Regions from separate parts of the Homo sapiens genome. Here all the other regions are linked to region 2. Evidence: chromatin loops called from intact Hi-C (ENCODE). Cell type or tissue: Calu3. All regions are shown on one strand. Region 1 overlaps AGBL4 (AGBL carboxypeptidase 4). Region 2 overlaps AGBL4 (AGBL carboxypeptidase 4). Region 3 overlaps AGBL4 (AGBL carboxypeptidase 4).

What was found. Hi-C counts contacts between places; a loop is a spot of excess contacts. Peaks named below come from ENCODE experiments on the same cell type or tissue, not always from the same donor. Only the 100,000 strongest peaks of a DNase experiment are listed, where the experiment ranks them.
Region 1: it touches region 2 in a loop (6-fold over the local background); 2 of 110 quality-filtered maps call a loop at or near these places.
Region 3: it touches region 2 in a loop (4-fold over the local background); 2 of 110 quality-filtered maps call a loop at or near these places.

The regions. Positions count from the first base shown.
Region 1 is chr1:49,233,906-49,236,405 of GRCh38, reverse strand. The region is part of intron 4 of AGBL4 (AGBL carboxypeptidase 4); the gene reads left to right. Among named protein-coding and RNA genes, the nearest start is that of AGBL4-AS1, 22 kb to the left of the region's middle. In Calu3, no CTCF peak of the experiment used is centred here; no DNase peak of the experiment used is centred here.
Region 2 is chr1:49,345,885-49,348,384 of GRCh38, reverse strand. All of the region lies in intron 3 of AGBL4 (AGBL carboxypeptidase 4), which reads left to right. Among named protein-coding and RNA genes, the nearest start is that of AGBL4-AS1, 90 kb to the right of the region's middle. In Calu3, no CTCF peak of the experiment used is centred here; a DNase peak (open chromatin) is centred at 1,504.
Region 3 is chr1:49,161,449-49,163,948 of GRCh38, reverse strand. All of the region lies in intron 4 of AGBL4 (AGBL carboxypeptidase 4), which reads left to right. Among named protein-coding and RNA genes, the nearest start is that of AGBL4-AS1, 95 kb to the left of the region's middle. In Calu3, no CTCF peak of the experiment used is centred here; no DNase peak of the experiment used is centred here.

The DNA of each region.
Region 1 (2,500 bases), 110 kb after region 2:
GTGAGAAGACACATGGAGAGGAGCCCTTTATAGCCATAGATGTTACAAAATGAAGAACTCTAGAAATCCTTAAGAATGAGCTGGGTGTGGTGGCTCACACCTATAATCCCAGCACTTTGGGAGACCAAGGAGGGTGGATCAGTTGAGGTCAGGAGTTTGTGACCAGCCTGGCCAACATGGTGAAACCCTGCTTCTAATACAAAAAAAAATTAGCCAGGCATGGTGGTGGGCACCTATAATCCCAGCTATTCAGGAAGCTGAGGCAGAAGAATCACTTGTTCCTGGGAGGAGGAGGTTGCAGTAAGCCAAGATCGTGCCACTGCACTCCAGCCTGGGTGACAGAGTGAGACTCCATCTCAATCAATCAATCATCAATAAATAAATAAATAAATAAATAAATAAATAAATCCTTCAAAATGAATAATTTGACCTGAGAAAAAGAAACATGTTCAACTAGAAATAGGGTAGGGTGGTGGAGATAATATAGACTTGAGTTTATATTTTATCTCTGGGTCTTCTACTAACTCATGGAATGAGCCAGGAGTAAGGTAACTTAACCTCTCTGAGCCACCATTTTCACACAGAGCACAGTGAGGTTGTCCACTCTAGATGATTTTCATACTGTGCTCTCTGGAGAGTTCTTGTACAGGGTAAGAAAGAAACCCAGGGAAGATGTAGGCCATCCTCTTCTATTTCCACTAGAATGGATGTGCTTTTTTCTGCTCCCCTTATAAGTGATAGGAACCAATTTATTTAAAGAGATATACTACTTCCTTCCACCTTGTATATAAAATAGAGATTATTATTCATAGTCTTTCATCTGGGGAAATAGAATCTAGAAGATATATGGCTTACTCAAGTAAGTACACAACAGAGCCTTGGGCCCTCATGGGACTGATTTGCAGGCCAATCACTTTCCTGAATGCATTCACACTGCTTCTGTTTGCCTTTACTCCAAGAAAAGGGGATGAAATGTGACAACTTGATGCAGGGAAAAAGCACTGACTTTGCCATCAAATGGTCAAACCCAAATTCAAATCTTAGCTCCTGCCCTTGGGCAACAGGAATAATAGCTACCATTAGTTAATCTTAAATAATACAGAGATTGTGCTATTGTGCTGCTTAAATTCTCTCTCTCATAGCAGACAGGCCAGAACATGAGTGAGAAAACCTAGTATTTGTGGGGCGTGGTGCTGTTATCACTGACATCCTGGAAGGAAGGACCTGAGCCTTACTGATTAGCCACCCCAGTGCCTTTATTTTGCACACAAAGAGACTAAGGGACAGAGAAGTATTTGTCTAAATATTCCAACTACTATACAAGAATGAGTTTTGAACCCAGGCTTTCTAATGTTTTTCCATAATATGAAACAGCCTACATAATAGTTTATTGTCACAAAATGATTTTGGATCATGATATTCTCATAGTTGCTCTAAGAGACAGAAAAATCAGAGATTGTTATGACCATTTTACAGGTGAAGAAACCAGGGCTCAGAAAACGGTCTTACAGCTAGTCAGGGGCAGAGCCAGAACTCCGTCCCAAATTTATATGACCCTTAGCTATGCTGTTTCCATTACCTACTCCTGATGCATAGGGTGATCAACCTTTCTAGTTTGCCTGGAACTCTGGGCTTTCCTGAGATGTAGAAGTAAAGGCTTTAGTTTTAAATTGGGAATGTCCCTGGAGAAAATCAAGACAAATTGGTTACCCAACTCCTGAGTGAGCAGGGAGAAATGAAGACTTAGGGAGGCAACTGTGGAGACAAAACAGGGAAAAGACCCTGGAAAAATAAAACACAAAGGCCACAAAAAACAAATTGGCATAGTCCACTGATACTCTATAATCAGTTTTATCATTAATCTCCCTGCTTTCTCTACCTGTAGACATCCTGTACACCAATGCTCTTTTATATACCTCAAACTGCACATATTCTCCCTATGCCTGAAATATGTTCTCAAGTTCACTTCTCCTTTTTCCCTAGAGGATTTCTATATATACTTCAGGCCTCAACTTATATACCATTTCTTTTTAGAAAGTTTCATCATTTGAACTATCAAGATGGGATTAGGTGCCCATATACAGACCTTCCTCCTGTCAGTGCAATGCTGTGTCAGATTTTCCTATGGATTTACTTCCTTCCCTTCAAATGTTAAGTTCCTTGGGGGCATATGACAAATTTATTTTTCGTGTCCCAGTGCCTGCCTATGTTTGGGTAGGCCAACTGTAATATTGGATTGACCATAAGATATCTAATGGATCAAGCAAATACAAGTTGATTTCTTCCACATGAACAGATGGACAGGGCAACTTTCAAACATACCATCATTCAGGAACCCAGACTGACTATCATCTTCAATTCATAGTTTCCACGGTCACCTGGGCATCATCTCTATTCTAGCCAGCCAGATGGGAAAATGTAGAAACAGCCCACATGGGAGCTTTCTATTAGTAGTACTGAAAGTGGCGTATATCACTTTCAGTCAAATTTCATTGGCTAA
Region 2 (2,500 bases):
CGGTGGCGCGATTTCAGCTCACTGCTGAAAGCTCCGCCTCCCGGGTTCATGCCATTCTCCTGCCTCAGCCTACCCAGTAGCTGGGACTACAGGCACCTGCCACCATACCCGGCTAGTTTTTTGTATTTTTAGTAGAGACAGGGGTTCACCGTGTTAACCAGGATGGTCTCAATCTCCTCACCTCGTGATCCGCCTGCCTCAGCCTCCCAAAGTGCTGGGATTACAGGCGTGAGCCAACGCGCCTGGCTTTGTCTTCCTCTTATAAGTATACTTGTGACTGCGTTTAGGGCCCACTCAAATAGTCCAGAATAATGTCCCAACCTCAAGATCTCTAACTAAATCGTATCTGCAAAGCCTTTGCCATAAAAAGTAATATTTACAGATTCCAAGAATTAGTGTTACTGGAAAGGGACCCTGATCCAGACCCCAAGAGAGGGTTCCCGGATCATGTGGAAGAAAGAATTTGGGGCAAATCAACTGAGTAAAGAGAAAACAAGTTTTTTTGTTGTTGCTGTTTTTGTTTTTTAAGACAGAGTCTCACTCTGTCGCCAGGCTGGAGTAGAGTGGCAAGATCTTGGCTCACTGCAACGTCTGCCTCCCGGGTTCAAGCGATTCTCCTGCTGCAGCCTCCCGAGTAGCTGGGACTACAGGCGCCTGCCACCACGCCCGGCTAATTTTTTTGTATTTTTAGTAGAGACAGGGCTTCACCATGTTGGCCGGGATGGTCTCAATCTCCTGACCTTGTGATCTGGCTGCCTGAGCCTCCCAACGTGCTGGGATTACAGGCGTGAGCCTCCACGCCCAGCTGAAAGCAAGTTTATTAAGAAAGTAAAGAAATAAAATGGCATGTGGGCGCCTGTAATCCCAGCCCTTTGGGAAGCTGAGGCGGGCGGATCATGAGGTCAGGAGATCGAAACCATCCTGGCCAACACGGTGAAACCCCGTCTCTACTAAAGATACAAAAAATTAGCTGGGCGTGGTGTTGTGCACCTGTAGTCCCAGCTACTGGGGAGGCTGAGGCAGGAGAATGGCATGAACCCGGGTGGCAGAGCTTGCAGTGAGCTGAGATCGTGCCACTGCACTCCAGCCTGGGTGACAGAGCAAGACTCCATCTCAAAAAAAAAAAAAAAAAGAAAGAAAGAAAGAAAGGAAATGGCTACTTCATAGACATAGTAGGCCATTCTCCAAAGCAAGAGGAGGATTGCATCAACCTTAGGTACAATGCTTGTTTATATAGAAGATAACAAAGATAAAAAAATCTACAAGGGCTTGTGACAAAGGATTGTTAATCTTTGTGTAACTACTGGCTTCCACAAGAATCTATATTAGCTTTAAAGTGAAACTTAAACTAAGAATGCTTTTGTTCTTACAACATTGGAAGAACATCAGGATATTTCCTGGGTCTCTTAAATCCTAGGTTTGCTCAGTAAACATTATTAACCTGCTCCCTTAACCATAAATATCCTATGATTAAGAATGCCTAAGCTCCTGGAAATGCAGTCCAGCAGGTCTCAGTCTCATTTTACCCAGCTTCTATTCAAGATAGAGTTGCTCTGGTTCAAAAGCCTCTGACATATTTCCCCCTTTTCTTTTACAAGGGGATCCTTAATCCTAAGAGTTGTAGAAGGATGAAGATCTATCTTCTGTAAGTTCTTCAGGCGAAGTAGGAGCAGTGATATTCCTACCTAATGTTAGGGTCTCTTGTATTCAGGATAGAGAGTAGCTCAGTCAGAAAGTATCAGTATGGTGAGGACCATTCATAACTTTGAATCCCAACAAAAGGTGAAATCTGGAAGACAAATAAGTGTTCAATTTAAGAAAACACTGAATAAGCTTATCCTGCATTCCTGTACAAAGAGTACGACAGCAATATAGTCCACAACAGTGAAGCAAAATAAGTAAAATCTTCCCAAGTAAACTGAATAAGAAGGCTTTTCATGAACTGGGAAATTGTTGGAACCAAGCTGACGTGGGATCACCAGGCAATTCCAGTATGTATCCAGAATTACAATACTGATCTAAATATTTTATGCTACTTATCCCTCTTGTTTCCTCTGAGCAGCAGCCAGAGATCACTGGTTGGTTCACAGGAATAAGCAGTCTAAATTGACAGAAAACAAAAACAAAACAAAAACCCTCAAAAACAACAGACGAGAGTAGAATCTAATACTAGGTATAACATAGTTTTTGAAACATAATTTTCCTCTCTCTAGTCTCTCATTTTTACCACAGACAAATCATGATATGACCAGTTAGTTTGCAAAATAAGTTTTGGTCTTATTAAACTTGGACTGATTATAAAGTGCAGCAAGAATAATTATTTGCCATATAGGCGCTTTTTAAAATTGGCTTTGATGGAACGAAGTTCCATCAAGAATCTTAGATTAAACTTTTTAAGCTTTGAGCTCAGCCCAAGGGTCTTTTATTGGTTCTGTAAGTCAACTTTGATTCCTTAAAGCAGTCTGCTTATATTTGAAATCAAGCAATTCCAGTCAAAGCC
Region 3 (2,500 bases), 180 kb after region 2:
CTCCAAACATGCATAAACCATACCCCTGTTCCAACTTTCGCAGCCCAGTGCTTTTGCTCGGGTTAATCCATAGACCCAGAATACCCCAAGATTCATTTTTTTATTGTGATCCTTTCTATCTTTTGAGGCTCTTATGAACTTCTACCCTCTCCATCATGCCTTTCTTGCTTTCCAAACCTGGTAAACTATCTCTTCTTTAGCCTCCTTTTAAGCTGTATTCATCTTTCAGGAAATATCCTAAAATTTTGAATTAAGTCATAGTTATAATGTGTGATTGATTTTCATTTGTTTATTAATTCGTTCATACATCAACAGACGTTTATTGAGAATAATTACCTGTTTTGTTGCTGCAGCCTTTAAAATTTGAACAAAACTGGGGAGCCTTTTGCATTGAGAGGCTCATAGTCCAGCAAAAGAGACAAGATATTTGTAAACATACGCTAACAATATAATGTGGTCAACCATAAAAATAGGCATGTACAGAATCCTATGGAAGCAAATAGGAAGGAACCAAGTACTTTGATGACTAGGAATATCAGAGAATCTACCAAACGTTAGGTGACATTTGAACTGTGACAAAGGGATGAGTAAGAGTCTGCCAGAATCAGGCAAGAATGGTGGATCAGCAACCTGGATTTTTACAACATTATAAGCTTGATGAGAAGGAGGAAAGTGTCTTATTCATCTCTTTATTCTCTTTCACTCTGCCCTGCACATAGTTAACACTCAAATATTTGTTGAATGAGTAAGGGAATGAATGTGTGAAAGAGTACTTGTTCTAAATGCTAGCTTGATGATGAGGCAAACACTAAAATAGTTCCAAGCGTTATCCTAAATGAATGTCTTCTTTGTGAAAGCCTATTTACCAATTGCTGAAGAGCTCCATTAAGAATGCAGACATGATAAAATATATCTATATATAAATATTTGTCTTTGTTCAGGTCACCTCCTGAGGAAAATACCCAGATATGGAATTGTTGGATAGAAGGAGGAGTTTCAGAATTGATACATGTTACTGAATTGCTTTTCAAAAATAGGTATCAAGCAAAACAACAAAGAAACTCATAGTTATTGATTTTCTATTATGTGTTAATTGCTGTGCTATCATTTTAAAATATATATCAGCTTACCAAAATCTCACAATTATATTGAGGACTAATTATTATTTCCACATTACAGAGGAGAAAACCAAAACTCAGAAAGGTTAAGGGACCTGTCTTAGGTCTCCGAGGTAGTAAATGACAGAGCTATAATTAAAATTCATGTCAAAGATTTCAAAGTCCAAAACCTGTCTACTGCTACACAAAGTAGAAAGGATAAGCTTATTATATTGGTTTGACTGGAATGGCAGATTTGTGTGGGCATTCATGAAAGATCAACTTGAAGGCAGTTCCATGAAAATATAAATACTAAGTTGTGGATTTATTTTTGTTCTCATAGGCAAGAACAAGTAAATACCAACCCTAATTCTTAGCAAATATAACACATTTATTCATTTGTTCATTTATTCATTTATCAGACATTTACTGAGTATGACTATGTCATGTGATTCATATATGATCTGGAATTTATACATGCAAATATATGATGTTCCTTTTAAAGTAACTCCAGAAATATAGGGCACATGTTTGGGGATGAGATGCCAATTTCTGGACAGAGTAAATGTCAATTTTAGGGACATAATAGAAAAATAAGACAGAACATCATCATCATCATCACCACCATCATCATCATCATAATTGCTATTATTATTATAGTATGTTATGATATTTATTAACATAGTGGCCAGTGTTTATTGATTGCAGACTAATTACTGACCATAATGCTAAGTGCTTAACATATATTATCACAATCTTCACAACCCTCTGAGAAAGGTACCCCTATCTCTGTTGCCCAGATGAAGAAAAGTGAGATTAAATAAGTTCTCAAGATCAAACAGTTAGTAAGAGATTGCACTTGTTGGGTAGCTAAGTAATTTTACCTTCATTTTGCAGATAGGAAAATGAGGCTCAGAAAGTCAAGAAAACTGAAAATTTCTCAAGACCACACAATTAAAAAGTGGTTCTCAAATGGCTCCTTCCCAAGAGGCATGATCCTGAGAGGGACTGCTAAGCTCTGAGCAGGGAGTAATATCTTAGAAGCTATGGTTGGAACATTGCAGTATGTGTGCTTCCCCGTGGACAGACTTCAGTGTGAAGAACCAAAAGGGAAAATTGAGAGACAGAATCTTGGGTGAGTTACAGAATCAAAAAGCCAGTAGACCCACCAAAGGAACAGCCAATCACAAAGGCCAGGAGGGGCTAGGTATAGAGAGAGTGTCCAGATGTGAAACTAGAATAAAAATATTATTAGCCCTGAGGTGCTAATCGTCCAAACCTAAGAAAGTCTCAAGAACCTTTGAAAATCATAAATAGGTGTTTAAATAGCCATTGGGAGATTGCTGGCAAGATGGCTGAATAGGAAGAGCTCTGGTCTGCAGCTCCCAGTGAGATTGATGCAG